Linked DNA regions of Homo sapiens: all the other regions are linked to region 1. The links are chromatin contacts, found by Hi-C or POLR2A ChIA-PET in ENCODE. All regions are on one chromosome and are shown on one strand. The core of a region is the stretch at or near the end of the contact, and the rest is flanking DNA. Distances in the headings are between cores, read along the strand shown.

The links. A loop is a pair of places that touch in the nucleus more often than their neighbours do. ChIA-PET counts read pairs that join two places held with the same protein, here RNA polymerase II (POLR2A). Pooled maps may share reads with other maps.
Region 2: a map of naive thymus-derived CD4-positive, alpha-beta T cell shows a loop between it and region 1 (2.5-fold over the local background). The contact joins the enhancer-like site here to the promoter of LINC02391 in region 1. A Hi-C loop is called at or near these places in 1 of 168 maps with a recorded cell type or tissue (naive thymus-derived CD4-positive, alpha-beta T cell) and 7 of 50 pooled maps. POLR2A ChIA-PET finds 5 or more read pairs at or near these places in 2 of 52 experiments (CD4-positive, alpha-beta memory T cell and activated naive CD4-positive, alpha-beta T cell).
Region 3: a map of naive thymus-derived CD4-positive, alpha-beta T cell shows a loop between it and region 1 (2.5-fold over the local background). The contact joins the promoter of LINC02404 here to the promoter of LINC02391 in region 1. A Hi-C loop is called at or near these places in 2 of 168 maps with a recorded cell type or tissue (CD4-positive, alpha-beta memory T cell and naive thymus-derived CD4-positive, alpha-beta T cell) and 8 of 50 pooled maps. POLR2A ChIA-PET finds 5 or more read pairs at or near these places in 1 of 52 experiments (naive thymus-derived CD4-positive, alpha-beta T cell).
Region 4: a loop to region 1 is called in a map with no recorded cell type, with 4 times the contacts of the local background. The contact joins the enhancer-like site here to the promoter of LINC02391 in region 1. A Hi-C loop is called at or near these places in 2 of 37 single-sample maps with no recorded cell type and 4 of 50 pooled maps. POLR2A ChIA-PET finds 5 or more read pairs at or near these places in 3 of 52 experiments (CD4-positive, alpha-beta memory T cell, activated naive CD4-positive, alpha-beta T cell and naive thymus-derived CD4-positive, alpha-beta T cell).

The regions. Positions count from the first base shown.
Region 1 is chr12:92,360,873-92,365,897 of GRCh38, forward strand. It overlaps LINC02391 (long intergenic non-protein coding RNA 2391), which reads right to left and starts at 2,960. Exons shown (of 5, transcript XR_007063404.1): 1 at 2,719-2,960. The region is part of intron 1 of LOC105369902 (a long non-coding RNA gene); the gene reads left to right. RefSeq lists enhancers at 1,943-2,032, 2,513-2,562.
Region 2 is chr12:91,989,122-91,994,003 of GRCh38, forward strand. LINC01619 (long intergenic non-protein coding RNA 1619) reads right to left here. Exons shown (of 5, transcript NR_132341.1): 2 at 4,249-4,408; 3 at 1-72. Among named protein-coding and RNA genes, the nearest start is that of LINC02404, 120 kb to the left of the region's middle. Within about 2 kb of position 1,695, at least 2 of the 41 ENCODE cell types and tissues checked have a DNase peak (open chromatin) inside an H3K27ac peak, as active enhancers do.
Region 3 is chr12:91,872,586-91,877,958 of GRCh38, forward strand. LINC02404 (long intergenic non-protein coding RNA 2404) reads left to right here and starts at 2,718. Exons shown (of 3, transcript XR_945201.2): 1 at 2,718-2,819; 2 at 4,808-4,904.
Region 4 is chr12:92,062,051-92,067,248 of GRCh38, forward strand. All of the region lies in intron 1 of LINC01619 (long intergenic non-protein coding RNA 1619), which reads right to left. Among named protein-coding and RNA genes, the nearest start is that of LINC01619, 78 kb to the right of the region's middle. Within about 2 kb of position 3,186, at least 10 of the 41 ENCODE cell types and tissues checked have a DNase peak (open chromatin) inside an H3K27ac peak, as active enhancers do.

The DNA of each region.
Region 1 (5,025 bases), core at 1,710-4,209:
CAGGGATGGGTTACCCATATTTTGTCTAACACTTCTTTACATTCTTCTAAGGTGCGTCTTGGACACAATAATCATTGTGAACATACTTGATAACATCAAGTATTAAATTGGGGAAATCAAAAAATACTCCAAAATCATCATTTGCTATCTACTGCATTACTGAAATATCTCATCAGAACTCTCTTTTCTGTGATTTATTTTATACACATTTACCTTGTTGTGCCAGTTTCATTTACATGCTAGTGGCCTATACATAAAAAGGTGTAGTAAGTGTTTTTTATCTAGTTGAAAAGGCTTTAAAAAAGACTTTTGTAACTTGTAACTTTTTCACTGGTTAAGTAGCATCTTAGGAAACAGGGAGAAAGCATTTCAGTTCATTATTCTTCTTCATTTACTGAGTAAAAACCATATGCCAAGTACCATACCCCTGGAGAGGGTATAAGGAGTCTGAGTGTATTACAGCTCTTACCCCCAAGAAACCACAGCAGTGTGGCTAAGTGGAAACTCAAACAAAACAGCATATCAGTTGACAAAAATTTACACATATACATTAGATTCATCGTTGCTGGATATTATAAACCATTCCTGCCATAGTTGTGAAGGACCTATTTGATCTATAGGTCTAAAATGAACCTGTTTGATATCAGAAGCATATGGCAGTAATTGACTTTCAACAATTGACTTTCCAAATTATCTATACCTAAATAATCCCAGAAAAATTATTCAATTTCAGTTATTTCAATTCAGTAGTTTGTTAGGTAGCTGAATTCTTTTTCAGTTTATGGTTGTGGTTTGTGGGTCCAGCCTACAAGAGCTTAACTAAATCTCTAAAACTCCAACATGATTATATGAGTGTATATATACACACATAAATATATGAATATATGTAATTTATATGCATATGCACACACATATATCTGAAACTTGAAATATACCATTTTTGTTCTCTCACTGTCGAATTATGAAGCACAGATCTAATGGTCAGGCTTTTCACCCAGACTACTATAGCCAGCTGTCTTTAGGAGAGTGTGGCTGAGTCCTTGTTATGCAGACAAGAAAAGGAATATTTGAAAGTGCAATGGCCCTGCAAGTGCTCAGATATTCATTGCACACCATGATGATTACATCTGAGAATCTGTTCCTCCTTTATTCTATTTTTTCTTAAGAAATGGTCTTCTCTTTAGGAATGAATATGTGGAAGCAAAATGACTAGTTTATAACAGGCAGTACTCAAAAATGTTGTGAGTACAATGCAGAAACCTAACAGTGAAATTGCAAACTGAGAAAAGGAATCAAACAAGGGCAGAAAACAAGCGTTAAGGCTCGAGAATAAATTACGCATAGGACAAATTGGTACTCATTTTGAGAAGGAGAGGAGAGGTGAATTTAAACAGTCAAGTAATAAAAAGTCATTGTTCGGTAGAGGCTGTCTAGTGTAATGTTTAACAGCATGGACTGTATCCCAAGAATTGAGTCTGAAACCTGAATCTCCCACATACGAGTTCTGTGACATTGAGCCAGATCTTAAAGTCTCTAAATTTCTCTTTTGTTTTGTTTTGTTTTGCATGTAGGGAGAGGAGTATATACTTCCTAAGGTTGTGAAAAGGATGGTTCATAATAAAAGTATGTAGCGTTATTGAGTACATACTATGTGTAGGAATGTTACATGAATAAATTTATGAACCTTCATATTAACCCAATCTGGCAAGTACCTGCACTATTATCACTATTCCTATTTAGTATTTAAGAAAACTCAGGTTTGACTGGATTAGGTGACTTGTCCAAAGGGATACAGTTCAGATTTTTTTTGTTTTTGTTTTTGTTTTATGTAGCATAGAGACTTTTTTCAACTTTTAGATTCAGTGGGTATACATGCAGGTTTGTTACCTGGGTATATTTCATGATTAAAGCTGAGGTTTGAACATGGCAGAGTGATTCTAAAGCCCGTGGTTAAAGGACTATGCTGTCATATTGGCATGTAAAGTGCTTATCATAGCTTAGCATAGAGTAAGGCTTCCACATGCAAATCAAAAGAGAAACATTAAACATTAGCTGAAGAGGAAAACCAAATCACCCACCAGGAGGAAATTGACCTGGCCCTTTCTCCCAAGTGTATCACATGATATGATGTGTGCAGGTGTCAGATGATGCTGAGATGGCCGACAGAGCTCAATTCAGAAACAAGTGATGAGCTCCTTAACAAATTCCCTCAGGAGAGAACTGCCTCCCCTCCCCTTTCAAACGAGGCTGACCTTGAAGTTGTGCCTAAATTGCTCACCACAATCTCAGGCTCAACTTGCTAACTCATCTATCCAAAACACATGCATCCCCGACTTCTCCCTATTTCATGGGGTATCAAAAATAGAGACTTGAACCTCATAAAGTTAGTACAGGCCGGGGTGTTCACCATCTTCATAGCTGATTTACAGTTGCTTTATTAAACTGCCTCTGATCTGGTCAGCAGGCTATGAATGTGAACACCTAGTTAGAGCTGACCTTGAATCCCATTGGAACAGTAGACTTCTTTATTACATTTGAAAACCTAAAAATGTTCAAGGGGAGGTGGAAGGGAGGAGAGGCAGGCAGAGGGTGCTAGGTGCTTTGTTCAACCACCATGGTTCCCTCTGTCGAGATGGAAGATGGCTGTTGCTTAAAGCTTCTGCCCATCTTTGTCCTCTGGAAATATTTGTATTATACAAATCAAAGAATGGAACGCACCTGCCTCCTCCTCATTCTTCTCCCCTCCCCGACACTGGAATGAATGCATACTCTTCACACAGGACCCACAGGAAACCTGTTACCCCAAGTAACTGTTGCATTCTCATGTGTTCAGTCACAGGAAGAATTTCAGTTTCTCTCTTCCCCACGATTGGAGATGAGGCTGAGGTCACGGGAGAGAAAGAGCCCTGTCTTGTCTCCCAACAAGAGGGGTCTGTGCAGCTGCTGGGCCCACAGCAGACAGAAGGCACGCGGCAGCTGAGGCTCTTTAGAAGGCTTCCCACCCACTTCCTGAGTCTGGCTTTGATTTCTTAAAGGGCAGATGCACTTATTCCAGAGTCGCTCCCTGATTCAGCTGTCGGGGGGAGGGTGGAATAAAAAGCTAAAGCAACCATTTCCTTTTCTGTAGCTCCTTTGCTTTGTCTCAGATCCTCTTTTCTGAGTTATCTGCTACTAAGTCTGTCTCTCCTTCCGCTCAGAGCAGCAGTGGCTGAGTTTTGTCGAGTGCTAGATAATCACTGATCTTAATTATAAACAGCCTCAGCTCAGAGGAATGGTTTTGATAGGAAAGTCAACACCAGGACGCAAGATGGGTAGGTAGCAAAATGGAACCCAAGCCAGTTTTCCAATAAAAAACAGACAAAATATATTTATAAGTAAGATTCAATTCATCCTCCACGCAGTAGCAGCCTGGAGGCTCCTTGTGAACTGACCTCTGTCTACTGTCCCCTTTAAACTTTTTTTTTTTTGATACGGAGTCTCACTCTGTCGCCCAGGCTGAAGTGCAGTGGTACAATCTCGCCTCCCTACAACCTCCACTTCCTGGGGTCAAGCAATTCTCCCGCCTCGGCCTCCCGAGTAGCTGGGATTACAAGCACGCATCACCACGCCTGGCTAATTTTTTTTGTATTTTTAGTGGAGACGGGGTTTCGCCATGTTAGCCAGGCTGGTCTCGAACTCCTGACCTCAAGTGATCCGCCTGCCTCGGCCCCCCAAAGTGCTGGGATTACAGGCTTGAGCCACCATGCCTGGCCACCCCTTTAAATTTTATGCTTCAGTAATAGTGTTGATTTTACCTCCAAAATACAGAGCTGTTTCATGCTTCTGTGCCTTTGTGGACTCTTCCCTCTGCCAGAAATGCCTTCTTACTGTGTCTTCCTGGAAATATCTTATTTGACTTTTAAAAACTGGTGCAGACATCACCGCTTCATCTCCCTCCAGTGTTTTTCATTTAATTGGTCTGGGATGTGGCCTGAGCCCTGGGAGTTTTAAGTGCTCCCCAGGTGATTCTAATCTGCACCAGAGTTTGCCAATCACTGCTTAAGGCCAGCAGTTTTCAGACTTGAGCAGGCATCAGAAACAGCTGGAGGGCTTGTTAAGGCACAGATTGCAGGGTCCACCCCCTGAGTGTAGAATTCAGTAGCTCTGGAGAATTTGTATTTCTTTCTTATTTTGTTTTCTCTTTTGTTTTGTTTTGTTTTGTTTTGTTTTACTTTTATGTTTTTGGATCTTGTTGCATACCAAGTTTTTTTTGTTGTTGTTTTTTGTTTTTTAAGGGATTTGCTGATGTTTTTACTATTAGTATTCACATTATTTCCTTTTTTAAAAAAATTTATTTAAAACAGACAAAAATTTTATCTATTTATGGTGTACAACAATGTTTTAATATAGGTACACATTGTGGAATGGCTACATCAAGCTAACTAATATACGCATTACCTTACATGCATGTCATTTTATTTTATTTATTTATTTATTTATTTATTTATTTTTTGCAGTGAGAATTTGCCTTTCTAACAAGTTCCCAGATAAGGCTGATTCTGCTGGTCCTGGGATCAGGTTTTGAGAATCAATGCTCTATTCAAACTCGCTAGCTTGCACAGGTTCCTTACATTGCACTTGTCACCCTGCATTGTCATCCACTTATTTGCATGCCTATTTCTGTCTTTTGAAGGTAAGGACTTTAGCTTTTTTATCACATTACAGAGCACTGCACCTGGTGTATAGTAGATGCTCAACACATGATCACTTAATGAGTAAATATTCAGGGTCTAGTTGTCACAGAGAAAGAAAGTCATGTACAAAATTTATGTCAACTTTTAAACATAAATTATTTAATCCAATAAATATCCCATGCCTCTAAATTTAAATCTAGAAAGGAGTTCTCTAAGCCTCTATGAATGACATCTTGGATTTTGGTGACAGGATTGTGTTGGCAAAGTACTCCTCAGTACACGAGGATAAAAAGGCCCTGTGCAAAAGCAGATTGGATTACATTTACAACAACAACACCTCTTTTTAAACTGA
Region 2 (4,882 bases), core at 445-2,944, 370 kb before region 1:
TTTGCAGATCAAACTCATCCATGGACCACACTTTGCTAGACCACTTTCTAGATGAAGGTTTCCAAACTTTTTCTATCAAGGATGAGAGGGCAAATATTTTAGGATTTGCAAGGCATGACTCAATTCTGTTGTTGTAATGTAAAAGCAGCCAGAGACAATAAGAAAATTAATACACTGTGTTCAGTAAAACTTTATTTATAAAAGCAGACCACAGGAGAGATTTGGCCCACCAGCTATAGTTCACCAACCCTTGGATGATGATGTTGATAATGATGATGATGATGATGATGATGATAGCTAATATTTACTGACCAACTTCGATGTGTCAGTGCCTCTCTATTCTCCCATTATAGCCCTGGGTAAGGTAACATTGTTTTAATTTTACAAATAATGAAAATGTGACATCAAGAAACTAAGAAATTATTTTAGTTCATTCTGAAAATAGGTGGATGTTTCAGGACCCAAACCACCGTCCCTAGGCTCACACTATACTACATATATAATGATTGAGACATCTTTTTCACAATTAATAAAAAAATTTAAAAATACTAGTATAATCTTGGTCATTTTCTTCCCTTTATCTCCCCACCCATCATCCACCTCAACAGTACCAAGCTCTTAGTGAACGATCATTCCAAAGAGTCTGTATATAGAGCAAGAGCCAGACATGAATACAGTCTGAAACAAACACACTCATTCAAACATACATTTATTCATTCAATAAATATGTATTGGGTGCTTACTCTGTATCAGGCATGAGTCCAAGGAATGGGGCTATAGTAGTGAGCAAAACACACAAGATCCTGTCCTTAAAAAGCTTACATTCTAGTATGGGGAAGTAGACAATCAGCAAATAAATATATTATGTTGGGTATTAAGATTCAGGGTTCAAAGAAAAATAAAGCAGAGTAAATAAGAGAATAGAGAGTGACAAAGTGCTTTTTTTTTAATCTAACTCTTTTATTATCTCTTCTTCACCAACTAAGATATGTACACTCCCAGCAGAGCTGTACTTTCAAATGTATCTACTAGGTATAAGCGCACATTTATAAGATGTTTTTGTACCATATTTGTACCAGTTATATTCTGCATAATTGTATAGAAAAAGACACTGAGAAAGAAACTATTTCATTAATTCATGCTGCAAATATTTATTGAGCACCTACGCTGGGCCGGGTGATATTTTTAAAACAGGGAATCCAACAGTGAGCCAAACGGACAAAGATGCTTGCTCTCATGGACTTCCATCATGGCCAGGAGAGTGGGAAAATAAACAAAAAACATAATAAACACATGTTAGAAGGTGATATGTAAAATGGAGAAAAGAAACGCACAGCAAGATAAGGAGATCAGGAGTACAGAGGAGAAACCAACAGGTTATAATTTAAAATAGTTGAACAACTTTCTCTTGATCAGGTAGTATGCAACTAAAATAACCCCCATTTGAAAATCAAGCCCTGGTTTTTAGTTCATTCATTCCTACAGTCAATGTGTCATCAACTAAAAGAAAACACAGGATGTTTTGCGTTGAATGTTCTATTTAAGTCCATAGAAAGAAATGTTATTCTTTCTAAGTCATTTTTGCCCTTTCCTTTCCCTTGCTTCAGAAAAAAATATTAGGGAGCTGGCAGCTGAAACAATGTAGGGATGGGAGAGGGGAAAGGAAGGAAAAACTAAAGGCCAACATTCATGCCGGTTGACTGTTTTAACAAGGATGTAGCTGTGATCCAGCCCTCCTGGATCCCAGTACAGCCTTGCTAGGAAGCCCACAAAAGCAGTGAGGACAGACAGTGAGCATTTTCCATTAAGTGTGGCATTCACTTTTTTCAAAAAGTTATGAGATGTTAATATAGATTTGAATTTTAATCAGATTTAATATGGGAACAGAGTATTTTTCTGCAAATGTGAAATTTTTCTAGGCTTTTGGGAAAATGTCATCCATATAAAGGCTAACTACTGTTTTACCTATAAAACTGCCATTCTTCATTGGTTTTTCAGGAAAGAAAAAGTACGATGATACAATGAAATATTATTGCAAAGATTTCTTATTTCTTGTGAACATTAATGGTTTCTGAGGGTATTTTAAAAATCAAACTAAGAACGCTTGTAAGCTTAAGGCAAGGATTACAGAATTTCAGTTAATAAATCAAGAAAACAGACATAACAAATCTATTTCTTGATAATAATAGTAATAATTTAAGAGCTCTCAACAAATTCTTTAAAATATCATGTAGACTTAGTGCTAGAAATGCCAATAGCAGTAATTCTGCCTCAAACCAAAAGGGGTTCAAAGTCAGGACTGCATGTCCAGAAAAAAATATACTTAGTGGCTACCACTCTCTGCTGCCAGCAATGTAATACTATTATCTCAGATGTATTGTGTTAGCAGCTACTGTATATCAAGCATTTTTCTGAATCCTTTTACAGACTGTAAAATAAATACTTTAGCAAACCCTTACCATAGCCATGTGAGGGAGACATTGTTCCCATTTAACAGATGACAACATTGGCTTAGAAATGTGACATAACTACCCAAGGGCATACAACAACTAACACTGGAATCTAATCCACATGTGTCTGATTCTGAAAGCAGCACCTTGGCCCATATTTTCTCCCTTCTTTTTTTTCCTCTGCATTACTTTTTCCCCACATACTCTTCCAAAAATATGTACTTATTTTACTATTTTTACAAAATTTTTGGAATATAATTTTTACATATTTACTACATCTAGTTGATTGACCAATCAGTGTATTCTGTAAACCTCAGGAAAGAAGTCCTCTGGGTTGTTACAGGGCAGGCTGGATCCTGGGAGTCACTATTATCTCTCTTAGATAAATCAAGCTGTTTTCTACATGACTAGTTTATCTAACAATTCATTGGTCAGACATCAGATAGGAACTCTCCCCCATCCTCAATCCGCTTCCTACCCACCCTCAACCCCAAGAATTCTCTAAAGGCCACTAAAAATCAAAAAAACAACATCAGAATTAGCATTTGCTGGAAATTAGGAAAATAGTGACAGAATTCCCTAAACCTCCTTTTTTTCAAGTCTGACTTTTGTATTCCTTAGAGAAAACAAAGGCAAAACCCCTTAAAATTGTGTTTGGGGGATGGACCTTTCCTGCAAGCTTGATATTTTCCATCTGTGCATATATTTGGATGTCTAAGCATGTGTTTATAACATATAATCCCATTATTAAATATACAGAATAATAAGAAAATATATTGGAGAGAGGGAAAACTATTTACTCAAAGGATTTTTTTACATTAAAATAGAAATCTCTACTGCATTCTTTTGCAAAATAAATTGCTAGGAACTGTGAGATGCCCATTTTTCTTTCTAACTCAGACCAGACAGGCAGACTGAGAAACTAAGCAACCTATGGCAAAGGCAGAAGGAAGGTGTGCAATGAGGGAATGGGGCAGCTCAGCTGGTATGCTAATGAGCTCTCCTCAAAACCATTGGCCCAAAATGTCTTAAATGGACTTCCATTTATAAAAATTAAATGTACCCATTTTTAAACTCACATATATAACCTATAGAAAGATCTGCCTAGGTAGTAAACTTGAATATGTGTATCAATGAATGAGAACATTGGTCTATGGATGTCAAGTCTGGTATGTATCAGAAGCGCTTGGAGTGGTTTTTAACTTAGGTAATTTGGGCACCACAGCTGACAATTCTGATTTAGTGGATCTGGGAGGAATTCAGGCATGGGCATCTTAACAAGTCCTTCCGAATCCACCCACATCCAACCACCATGTACATATATACACGTGATTCTGAAACACACCTAATTCTAGGCTATTTAATGGAAAATGGTCGATAGTTCCTCTATGTTGAGGGAGACAAGGTAGACATTCCACAGGACACCCTGGAGGAAAGGAATCATTCCTGACTTGTCCAAGATGTTAACTAAAAGGTATATGCAATCTTTATAAGGAGAAACTGATGCCCACAGCTCCTTAACTAATGCATTTGGTTTATAGAGCGTATTTTATTTAAAATTTTAAAGGCTACTGAAATTCCTCTCTCGAAACTCTCCCTCACTTACATAACCTTAGCCCTATTCTTACATTACCTAGCCCATTCTCTTTACTTCTATTATTGCAGTTTCTGACACATAATTTCAAATGAAGATCGATAGATGCTTCTAAGGGAAAAAATGAAAAACATTAGCTTTTCTCAATGCTCATTAAATTCATATGCGCTCTCTTGGTCAGCTGGGGCTGCCATAACAAAATACCATTGACTGGGTGGCTTGAACAGCAGACATTCATTTCTCATGGTTCTTGAGGTTGAGAAATCCAAAATCAAGATACTGGCCAATTTGGTTCCTCGGTGAGGGCTCTCTTCCTGTCTTGCGGTCAGTCATCTTCCCACCGTATCTTCACATAGTCAGAGGTCTGGAGGCAGGGCACAGGGGAGAGAGAAGGAGAGAGCGAGCACTCTGATGTTTTTTTCCTCTACTTATAAGGACACTAATTCCACCATGAGAGCTCCACCCTCAAGGCTCCTAAATCTAATTACCTAAAGGCTTGCATATCCAAATATCATTACACTGGGAATTAGGGCTTCAACATATAAATTTCAGAAGGACACAAACGGTCTATAACATGTACAAGGATAAACATTATATTCTTCAGAGAAGAGGCCATAAGCACCAGCCAACACATTGATATGCCAGGCCATTGTTCCCCCTCAAATGAGTCATTCCCAGTGAGAAAATTAACTTATTTAAAAGAATGTGAATCAATCTTATTTTCAAAAGAAAAATGCCAATGTCAGTTTCCACTATATCAGTAATCATGTATTTGTAGAAACAGAATGCTAACAAAGAATAAAATTCAAAAATCCAGCACTCAAGTTACCAACTTGGT
Region 3 (5,373 bases), core at 1,468-3,967, 490 kb before region 1:
GAGACTCTGTCTCAAAAAAAAAATTTTTTTTTAAAGAATTATATATACTTATAAATATATGTTCTATTTATATATGCACTAAAATATATATAGTATTTATATATTCTAGTACAATGGACTTGTACCAGTCTATGGACTGTTAGGAACCCGGCTGCACAGCAGGAGGTGAGTGACTGGCAAGTCAACATTACCACATGAGCTTGGCCTCCTGTCAGATCAGCAGGGGCATTAGACTCTCAAAGGAGCATGAATCCTACTGTGAAGTGCACATGCAAGGGATCTATATTGCACTCAATATGAGAATCTAATGCCTGATGATCGGAGGTGGAACAGTTTCATTCCAAAACCATGCTTCCCTCTGCCCCATCCATGGAAAAATTGTCTTCCAGGTAAATCAATCCCTGGTGCCAGAAAGGTTGGGGATTGCTGTTCGTGTGTGTGTGTGTGTGTGTGTGTGTGTGTGTGTGTGCAAAATTTGGGTAGCTGGGTAGCTGCTATATGGATATATATTTTAGAAAGAAGTCAAGAATCTTGATGGGTAAGAAGCAAAGCAGGGATTTGAACCAGGGTTGGTCTAATACGAAAACTGAGGCTCTTCAGCAGTATTATTCCACATCTAAATGTAATTATTCAATGCCATCAGTCATAATGGAAATATAAATTAAAACCACAATGTGACACTAATATACACCCATCAGAATGGCTGCAATTAAAACTAGCAACAACAAGTGTTGGTGAGGATGCAGAGCAACTGTAACTCTCATACATTGCTGATGGGAGTGTAAAATGTTACAAACACTTTGAAAGAAATTTTTACAGTTCCTAATAAATTTAGATATAGTATGTATGCCCTTTAATTCAGCAAACTCCTATATATTTACTTAAGGAAAATAAAAATAGATGTCCACAGAAAGACATCTATAAGAATGGAAATAGTAGCTTTGTTTGTAATAGCCCAAAACTGGAAACAGCCCAGGTATGAAAATAATGGAAAAACAGTGACATATTCTTTTAATGGACTACTACTTGACAATACAAAGGAATAAACTGTGAATACACTCAATGGCATAAATGCTTGTCCCAGACATTATGCTGTGAAAAAAAGCCAGACACAAAAGAATGCATGCTGTATGACTCCATTTATATAAAGTTCTAAGAGTGGCAAAAAACAAAAACCAGAAAACAAAAACAGTGGCTGCCTCTTAGCAGAGTGGGAGGGGTTGACTTGGAAGAGATATGGGAAAACTTTCTGAGTAATAAAAGTAATAAAAAATACTTTTTATCTTGATAGGTGTGTGGGTTACATGAGTGTATGCATTGGTCAAAATTGTACAGTAATTGAATATATATAAATCTTGCCTCAAAAACAACTAAAGAAACAAATATTAATAAAATAGGAGAAAATGGGAAAAGAGGAAAGGTGAAACAAACATGACATTGATAGTTGATAACTACCAAAACCAAGGTCAGGACATGGGGAAATATATCATTCTGTTTATTTTGATATGTTCAAAATTTTCCATCATAAAAACTAAGTATTATCAAATTCTTAGTCATGTGTTGTATTAGGGTAATTAAAATACAAATTAGTAGTGAGTTTGAGGCCAGATTGCTCATCATCCTGGCCCAGTGCAAAAAGCAAATCTGATCATGTTCCCTCCCTTCTTAACAATGTTAACAAACTTTCCATTCTTCACCCTGAAGAATAGTGTGAATTCCTCAGAGTGGCTTTGGTATGAAGAAACTTCATACCATAGATATATGTGCAAAGCAGTGTGCAGAATTCTGTTAGTTATATTATTTATTTAGACTGAGACCATCTCTATGAAGGTTTTATAGATAAAAGTGTATATCAATGAAGGGACTCAAAACTAGATGGATAGTGACAGGGCCTACAGAAAGTTCAAATTTTGGATTCCTTCAGCTTTTTCCTACTTCGATTGTGATAGAAAGAGCTCTAAGATTCTGACTCCTGGAGTCCCCAACCTGTTATAATGTCCTCCCCTTGAATGTGGGCAGAGTAAGTGAATATGGTGGGATATCACTGACTACTAATCATGTGACTTTGAGTTCATCAAAAGGGGGGATGATCCTGGGTGGGCATGACCTAATCAGATGAGTGCTTTAAGGGAAGCGGAAATGGGATAGGGAAGCTCTTCTGTTGGCCTCAGAATGAAGCAAACTGGCATGTTCTGACAGGGCCTATGGAGGGGCTGTGTGGGTGACTTCTAGGACTTAGAGGGGTCTCCAGTTAACAGCTAGTTAGAAATAATTTTCCCAATTGCACAGCTTCAGATAACTGAATTCTGCCAATCACCATGTGAGCTTGAAAGAGGTCCCTGAGCCTCAAACGAGATTATAACCCCAGCCAACTCCATGATTTCAGCCCAATGAGACTATGAACAGAGGACCCAGTTAACCCATACCCAGACCCATAAAAGTCTTCAGATAATACCTACGTGTTTGTGATGATTAATACTGAGTGTCAACTAGATTGGACTGAAGGATGCAAAGTATTGATCCTGGGTGTGTCTATCAGGGTGTTGCCAAAGGAGATTAACATTTGAGTCAGTGGGCTGAGAAAGGCAGACCCGCCCTTAATCTGAGTGGACACCATCTAATCAGCCACCAGCCCAGCTGGAATATAAAGCAGGCAGAAAAACGTGAAAAGACTGGCCTAGCCTCCCAGCCTACATCTTTCTCCCATGCTGGATGCTTCCTGCCCTCAAACACTGGACTCCAGGTTCTTGTTTTGGGACTTGGACTGGCTCTCCTTGCTCCTCAGCTTACAGATGCCTATTGTAGGACCTTGTGATAGTGTGAGTTAATACTTAATAAACTCCCCTTTATCTATCTATCTCTCTCTCTCTCTCTCGTTAGTTCTGTCCCTCTAGAAAACCCTAACTAATACAGTGTTGTTTTGAGCTACCAAGTTTGTGATCACTCATTATGCAGCAGTCAAAAATGAATATGCCCCTTCTCTCCCTATTTCTCTCAATGTTCCAGTCACTCTGAACTTTTCTTAGTTTCCTAATTAAAACATTCCTTCCATAAATTTTGTTCTGCAAGAACTACTCACTTTGCCTGTAATGTCCTTATTATCTTTTCTGCCATTTGATTATTTTTTAACTTTTATTTTAGGTTCAGGAGTACATGTGCAGGTTTGTTATATAGGTAAACTTGTGTCACAGGAGTTTGTTTTGCAGATTATTTTCTCACCCAGATACTAAGCCTAGTATGCAATAGTTATTTTCTCTGCTCTTCTCCCACCTCTCACCCTCAACCCGCAAGTAGGCCTCAGTGTCTGTTGTTTCCTTCTTTGTACGTCCATGAGTTCTCATCATTTAGCTCCTACTTATAAGTGAAACATATGGTATTTGATTTTCTGTTCCTGCATTAGTTTGCTAAGGATAATGGCCTCCAGCTCCATTCATGTTCCTGCAAAAGACATGATCTCATTCGTTTTTATGGCTGCATAGTATTCAATGGTGTATATGTATCACATTTTCTTTATCCAATCTGTCACTGATGGGCATTTAGGCTGATCCCATGCCTTTGCTATTGTCAATAGTGCTGCAATGAACATTCACGTGCATGGGTCTTCAAGGCAGAATGATTTATATTCCTCTGGATATATAGCCAGTAATGGGATTACTGGGTCAAATGGTAGTTCTGTTTTTAGCTCTTTGAGGAATCACCATGCTAATTTTTTCAATGGTTGAAGTAATTTACACTCCCATTAACTGCCTGTTGAGTATTACCCATCCTTCAGAACCCAGATCAACTCTTCCTCTCCTGGAAGACTTGACCAATTGCCCCAGGCAAAGTTTATTCCTCCCTGCTCTAGATTTCCACCATACCCTGTTCTTTCTCTCCCTTCCTTCCTCTCTCTATTTCTCTTAATAGCATATAAATGAGTTGAAAGCAGAAACTCATAATATTCATGCTCAAGTCACTTTGAACTAGGATATAATTATGCTTACAACATAGTAGCCACTCAGTAAATAGCTACTGGGTTAATACACATACTGTTTTTCATTAGAATGCTTCTGGAATTTATTTAAGTTAACAAATATTTATTTTTCAGAGCCTCTGAAAGCTGTAATGGACAATAAGAAGATGAGTAGGGCATGTTTCCTATCTCAAATAAGTGGAATAGGATTTGCACAGAAAAAATAACTGCAAGGCAAAATACGACCTGTGTCACATAAGAAACAGAATCTGGTCTGTTGGGGGCTTCTCAGAGACAAAGAGATGATGGTCCACAGGATGGAGCATCTCTCTGACACTTCCAGTGTGTATTTTAGGGAGGAACACCTTTCCATCATTATTGGGGAGGTTGGAACAAAGAAGGGGAAAAACAATGGCAGTTCTTATCTTTCAGGTAGCTGTATGGTGAGCATTCCTCTCCCAGCAATCTGTTGTTCTTTGTGAGCAGACTGGAGTGTGACAGCTGTGAAAACGATCAAAGGCAGGTCCCAGACAGGAGAGGGCTGATGACAATGCCAGTTTCCCTCTAAGACCCTGTGGACAGCAGGGCCATGAGGGATGCTGTGACACAGAGTCTTGCTTGATGCAGTGTGTGGTGTTACTCACAGGAGTGGGTTCAGCCACTCTTGGTGTGAAACCCAAGGAAAATGTCTCTGCCGCAGCTGATGTCAACATGTACAGCATGTGACCAGCTTGCATTGTAAGTCAGACACCCACATCCTGTTGCTTTACCCTCTCACCAGTTCTCCCTTTAAGTGATTTATCAAAGAGGATATGCCTTATTTTTTTCATATAGACGTCTGTTATTTTTCAGCAGAAAGGAGATGTGTGTATGAGTTCTGCAGAAGTCCACCAAATGTGGGCCAGGGTTATTTCCCTGGTGATGCTCTGAAGCTTTTGCCAAAGGACAAATGGTAATTTGACACATTTAATCATTTGTGTGTTAATTCAACATCACTTAAACACTTCCTTCTTTAAAGAAATCTCATCCATTTAGTTTGCACCATTCAAATAAACTTGCAGAAAATTACGTAGAGTGTTTGCGGTATTAAAGTCCACTTATACTTTAAGCCAATTAGACATTTCGATCTGGCTGTTTCTCTGAGCTTACAAAATGCTGTGGATATAAAGGTGTGGTTATGTTTGATTTGGTTTTATGTTTTTGAACTTTGCCCATTTAATTAACCAGGCTAAAATAATAATCAGATTATTAGATCAATGTAAGTGCTTATAGGAGTTCTTTATTTTGCATTGGATATTTTTAGCTCTGCATGGGAGGAGAGGAAAGAAAAAGAAATCAAGATTTACTGAAAATAAACTAAGATGTTGGAGAAACTTACTCTACTTTTTTCTAGTTCGGAATATCCCTTCAATTCACATAGC
Region 4 (5,198 bases), core at 1,936-4,435, 300 kb before region 1:
TGGGTACCTCCCACAACACATGGGAATTCAAGATGAGATTTGGGTGGTGACACAGCCAAACCATATCACCACCCTACCTTTTTAAGTCACCTTTTGCATTCCCTTCAGCCTCCTTTATACTCCTTCAAAATCCATCTTTTAAGAGCAAACTTCCCTTCATTCAATCAACACACTCTTATTGAACACCTACTTTGTGCTTGCTACCCATTGTCCTAGGTCCTAGAAAGACAATGCTAAGAAAAAGAAATGCAGGCCCAATCTCTGCCCTGGTGGACTTTACAGTGTCTAGTGATTAAGTTTCAGTCTTGTCCCAGTTACTTTACTCTAACAAGAAAACAATCTCCCTGCTTGCACCTCCTTTCAAATACTCATATCTGTTTCACCCATTGGACACTTATTAGGTACAGCTATGTAGAATTCGTCATCCTATTCAGGGATTCTTTATTAAGGGTAACAATAATAATAATATCAGTAACTTCCATTAATTGAATGTCTACCCTATGCCAGGCACTCTACATATACTGTCTCTCGTCCTCACAATGACATTGCCTTGAAAGAGGTAATTTTTCTCTTTTTACTAATGAAGCACTTGCAGCTCAGAGATGATAAGTAATCTGCCCAAGGCCACATAATTAGTAAATGACATTATCAGTGCAAGAACCCAGGTCCCCTGGCTCTGAAGGCTCTCTCCACAACACAGCAAGCTGTCAGACGTCTTTGTTGCATCATGCATTGAGGTAGTGAATAGTCCGTAAACAGTGAGGAAGGGTAATGTGAGGAAAAGAACATGGTTTTGGAAAAAAAACAGACTGGCATTCAACTCCTAGCTATGCCACTTACTAGTTATGTGACCTTGAACAAATTCCTAAACTTCTTTGTATTTTGTTATCCTCATTTTAAAATCACCACAGCAAAAATAAATAAATAAAGTCATGTATCTCGCAGAGCTGCTGTGAGGATTAAATGAAATGATAAATATCTGGAAAAGCAGCATGTATATAATAGGCTTCCGGCCAATGCTTCTTCTCTTCTTCCTTTGTTGATGCAGATCAGTTAAAAGTTTGCCATCTATCTTTTTGTTGCTCATATAAATTCCTAAGTTTGATACTAAGAAACACCTGCAGAAGGGTCTTTCAAGCACCTGCAAGTATATTAAAGAGGCAGATACAGGAACTGAGAGATAAAGGCAGTATGGTTGAGAGGAGATGGAAAACCAATCTAGAAACCAGGCAGTGGGAGGCTGTGTGGTTCCTTTTGTTAGGAAAACTTTTCAAAGGCAGAGTCCTTGAAGCTTTTGTGCATCAAAAGCATTTGAAATGCTTTCCTCGGGTGCACTTACATAGTATTGCTTCTGTGGCAAAGAAGGTATAGTCTTGTCAAAATGCTATTGATTTTTTCAGAAGGAATCTAGAGACTTCATTCACCAATGAAGCCCTGCAAACAAGCCCTAAAGCCCACTTTTTTTTCTATAAATTGGTCACCCACTCCAGAAAAGAACATGGCTAATTAACTAAAGGTTCACATTTATTCAATCTGTACTAGGTACTTTGATAGACCTTGTACATCTACCATTTCCTTAATCTTTAAAGAAAAAAAGCTTTTTAAGGTAGGAATTATAATAAAATTGACACTCAGAGAGGTTAAATATCTTGCACAAGACCACACAGTTAGAAATCGTTGGTGAGATTTGAACTGATTGTTTATTTATTCAACAAATATTTATTGAGTGACTACTATGGGCTGAGTCTGCCTGTTTCTAAAGCTAATGCTCTTTTCACTATCTAATTCTTCCTGGTAAAATAAATAACAGTATTCTCTGTCTGTTACAATGTTCTTTCAGAATGCAAAAGCAGTTTGGCCAGAACATGATATGCTCATGGCTCAGAAAAGATAATCGGGCAGATTGGCCTGGCCAGGCAAGTGTCCATATGTCTCAGCAGCACTCCACGTGTATCCATTCATCTCAAAGCTAGATTTTTAAAAAAGAATGGTCCACTATAGTCAGGAGTGCCATTCTCGGGAAAGTATGACTATCTGTGTTTGATTACTTCTAAAACTTTATAACGAGGATACACTTCAGAACATCTATTTACTAGAAAGTTGAAAAGAGGTGAAGATCAGTACACGCGACTCACTAAAAAAGGAAATTATAATTTTAGTGCCTTACTTTTATATAGGCAATAGTTCTTTCCAGTGTACTATTTACAACATAAATGATGAGATTTTAGCCCCATACCATTCTGTATGATCAGGAAGGGAATGGTTATTATGTCCATTTCTCACAAGAGGAAACTGAGGTTCAAGTTGTCAAAGTCATTGGTACTTTCCAAATGTCCAAGTTCACATCATTATTTAATGGCAGAACCAGGATTTATCTTAGGATCTTTCTGCTCTTTCCAATGTACAATCTTCATTGGTCAGAATGAGCTAGGTTGTATTAGATTGTATTGCAGTAATAAATGGCCTTCAGATCTCAGGAGCTCACTATAATAAAGATTGATTTCTTGTTCATGTTCCTTGTCTGCTGTGGGTTTGGTCTGCTTTGTGTTTACTCCAGGACTTAGCGGACAGAACAGCCTCTATCTGGATCATTGCCAGTAATGTGGCAGTGTGAAAAGTGCAATTGATGGACCTCACACTGGCTTCTAGGGCTTCTGATAGAAAGTGGCTTTCACCCTTATTTCATTGGCCAAAGCAAGTCACAGCATTGCCCACATGCAATATGGCAGGTGTGTATCATCCTTTCACAGGGAGGGGCCCCAAATAGGCATAAAATTATTTCAGTTATATCAGGGTAGTAATGTATAAAGTGGTTGTCAGCCTCCCTTCCTTGTAGCATAAAGTTATTCTTTAATAAATGCGGTACTGACTAAGAATTATTTTAGGTATAATGAGCCAAGCAGTCCACTTAAATCATGTAAAAATTAAATAATTCAATAAATTTAATATTTAAAAACCAACAATTCTCAACTATCACTGTTGAGCACTAAACCCTCTGCATTTGCGAAGAGAGCAACTTTCACTCTGGGAATAAACTTTCCGTTTCTGGCAAGAGAATTGGATAGCAACATTGAAGTTCTACTGTGAATGGGCGTCAGGGTGTCATATTTGAATGTGTAATGAGTAAACATTGGCAGAAACCCCCTTTGCCACGTGACTTCAAAACAAACACCAGTCAGTAGGGAACTACCAGCTGTGCCCAGTAGAAAAAAATGCGCTCATATATTTTTCTTCCATGAGCAAAAAAATCCCCGCCGAGATCACCTCCCCTCAGAATGTAGGGCACGAATGTGTTCTCACATGAGTTCAAGAACAAAACCCCACCTCTGGAAAGTCCTCCTGGCAAAGTCATTTAAACAAATTGCAGAGGAAGACAGAAGTAGGACATGAAACAGAGTTCAGGCATTCACAGAATCTTGCATTCCCTTAAATCAATTCTCAGCTAAAGGAAAAAAAAATACAGCAGAGTTGGGGAGTGGGAGCATTTAGCAAGAGTTTAAAGTAGCTGATTTCTAATGTTGACTACATTATAATGTCCCTTACAATCCTAAGATTCTATGACTCCATAAGTTTATGTGATGACAAAAAGTTTCTGCTTTTTCAAGTACAGAAAAAAAAAGAGAAGAGGCTATGTTTTATGTAATAATAAAATTTAACAGAGAACTGCACCCTCCCACCTCCAAAAAAAATGTCCTGGTGACTATAAAGTTGTCTTGGGCTAGGCAATCTGCATATAGAATTCTGTTCCTTAAAAATTTTTTGGCACTGAGTCAGAACTTGATTTGTAGAAATGACACCTCCCCAATACTTCTTTTAGAGCAGTGAGGGGGAGGTAGAATGAACTGAGTTAGAACTTTACCTTAGACTTTTTGTAAAGGTCACCAAAGGGAAAATCCATAAAGAGTCATTGCCCTTTAGTCACTTACACGTATGAAATGTGTTGTCCTAGGATGAAAGAGAATCATTACTGTACATCACATTTCGGATTAAATAATTGTTGTGTCTTGCTTTTTTTTCATGACTTTAAATAGAATTCAGGTTGAAATGAACCTGGATTAATAGGAGATGTTTCTAAATATGTCAGTTGTGCTTTTTTGATATGCATGGATGTCATTCTACTATTTTGTTGGCATAATTGCTAGCAAATCCCCATAACTGATATTCAAATTTTAGTATAGATGTAAGTAAAAGTGTGTCCAGTTATCAAAATATAGATATAAGTAAAATTGTGTCTTAGTTATCAAAATACCAAATTTCATTTGAGCAAAAGAAATGAGGGGAGAGAAGATGGATATATTAACTTCTCTGATAAGCAACATACTACCCTGCTGCTTTCTCTAGCTACTTACTACAGAAAGAGTGCATGGTCATGAGATGCATGGAGTCTCTAGTATCTAACTGAACACAAAGAAACTTCTCTAATGGCTAGTCATGTTAAGTGATACAAGAGATGCATCCACTGGAAAAGACTGTGGCTCACTTTGAGGATGAGTATAATGTCACAGGATCAAAATATTTGAAAGAGAGAATTTGGAAGCTAAGGTTAATTTAGAATCTATAATTGCTCAGAGTTTTCTTCCCCTCCACAACCAATTCAAGTCTCTCTTAGACTCCTGAATCAAATAGCTGGTGGAGCCCATAAGTAGTAGCAGAAGTCAGTGAAACTAAATAGAGGATCAATAATTGTATATACACACATATATATATGAATGTATGTATACACACATACATGTATGTATATGGAAGTGTATACATAGATATATATCTATACATTTTTTTTCTTTTTGAGACAGAGTGTCATTCTGTTGTCCCAGCCGAGTGCAGTGGCACAATCTCGGCTCAATGCAACCTTTGCTTCCTGGGTTCAAGCGATTCTCATGCTTCAGCCTCTCAAATAGCTGTGATTACAGTCATGTGCCACCATGTTCAGCTAATTTTTGTATTTTTAGTAGAGACGGGGTTTCACCGTGTTGGCCAGGCTGGTCTTGAACTCTTGGCCTCAAGTGATCCACCCGCCTTAGCCTCCCAGAGTGCTGGGATTACAGGTATGAGCCGCCATGCCATGCCCGGACTATATGTATGTATTGAAGATAAACACATACATATATGGAGATTATAGATACACATATGTATATCATATATATCCATACATCCATACATATGGTGTGTGTGTGTATATATATATATGTTTACTATAT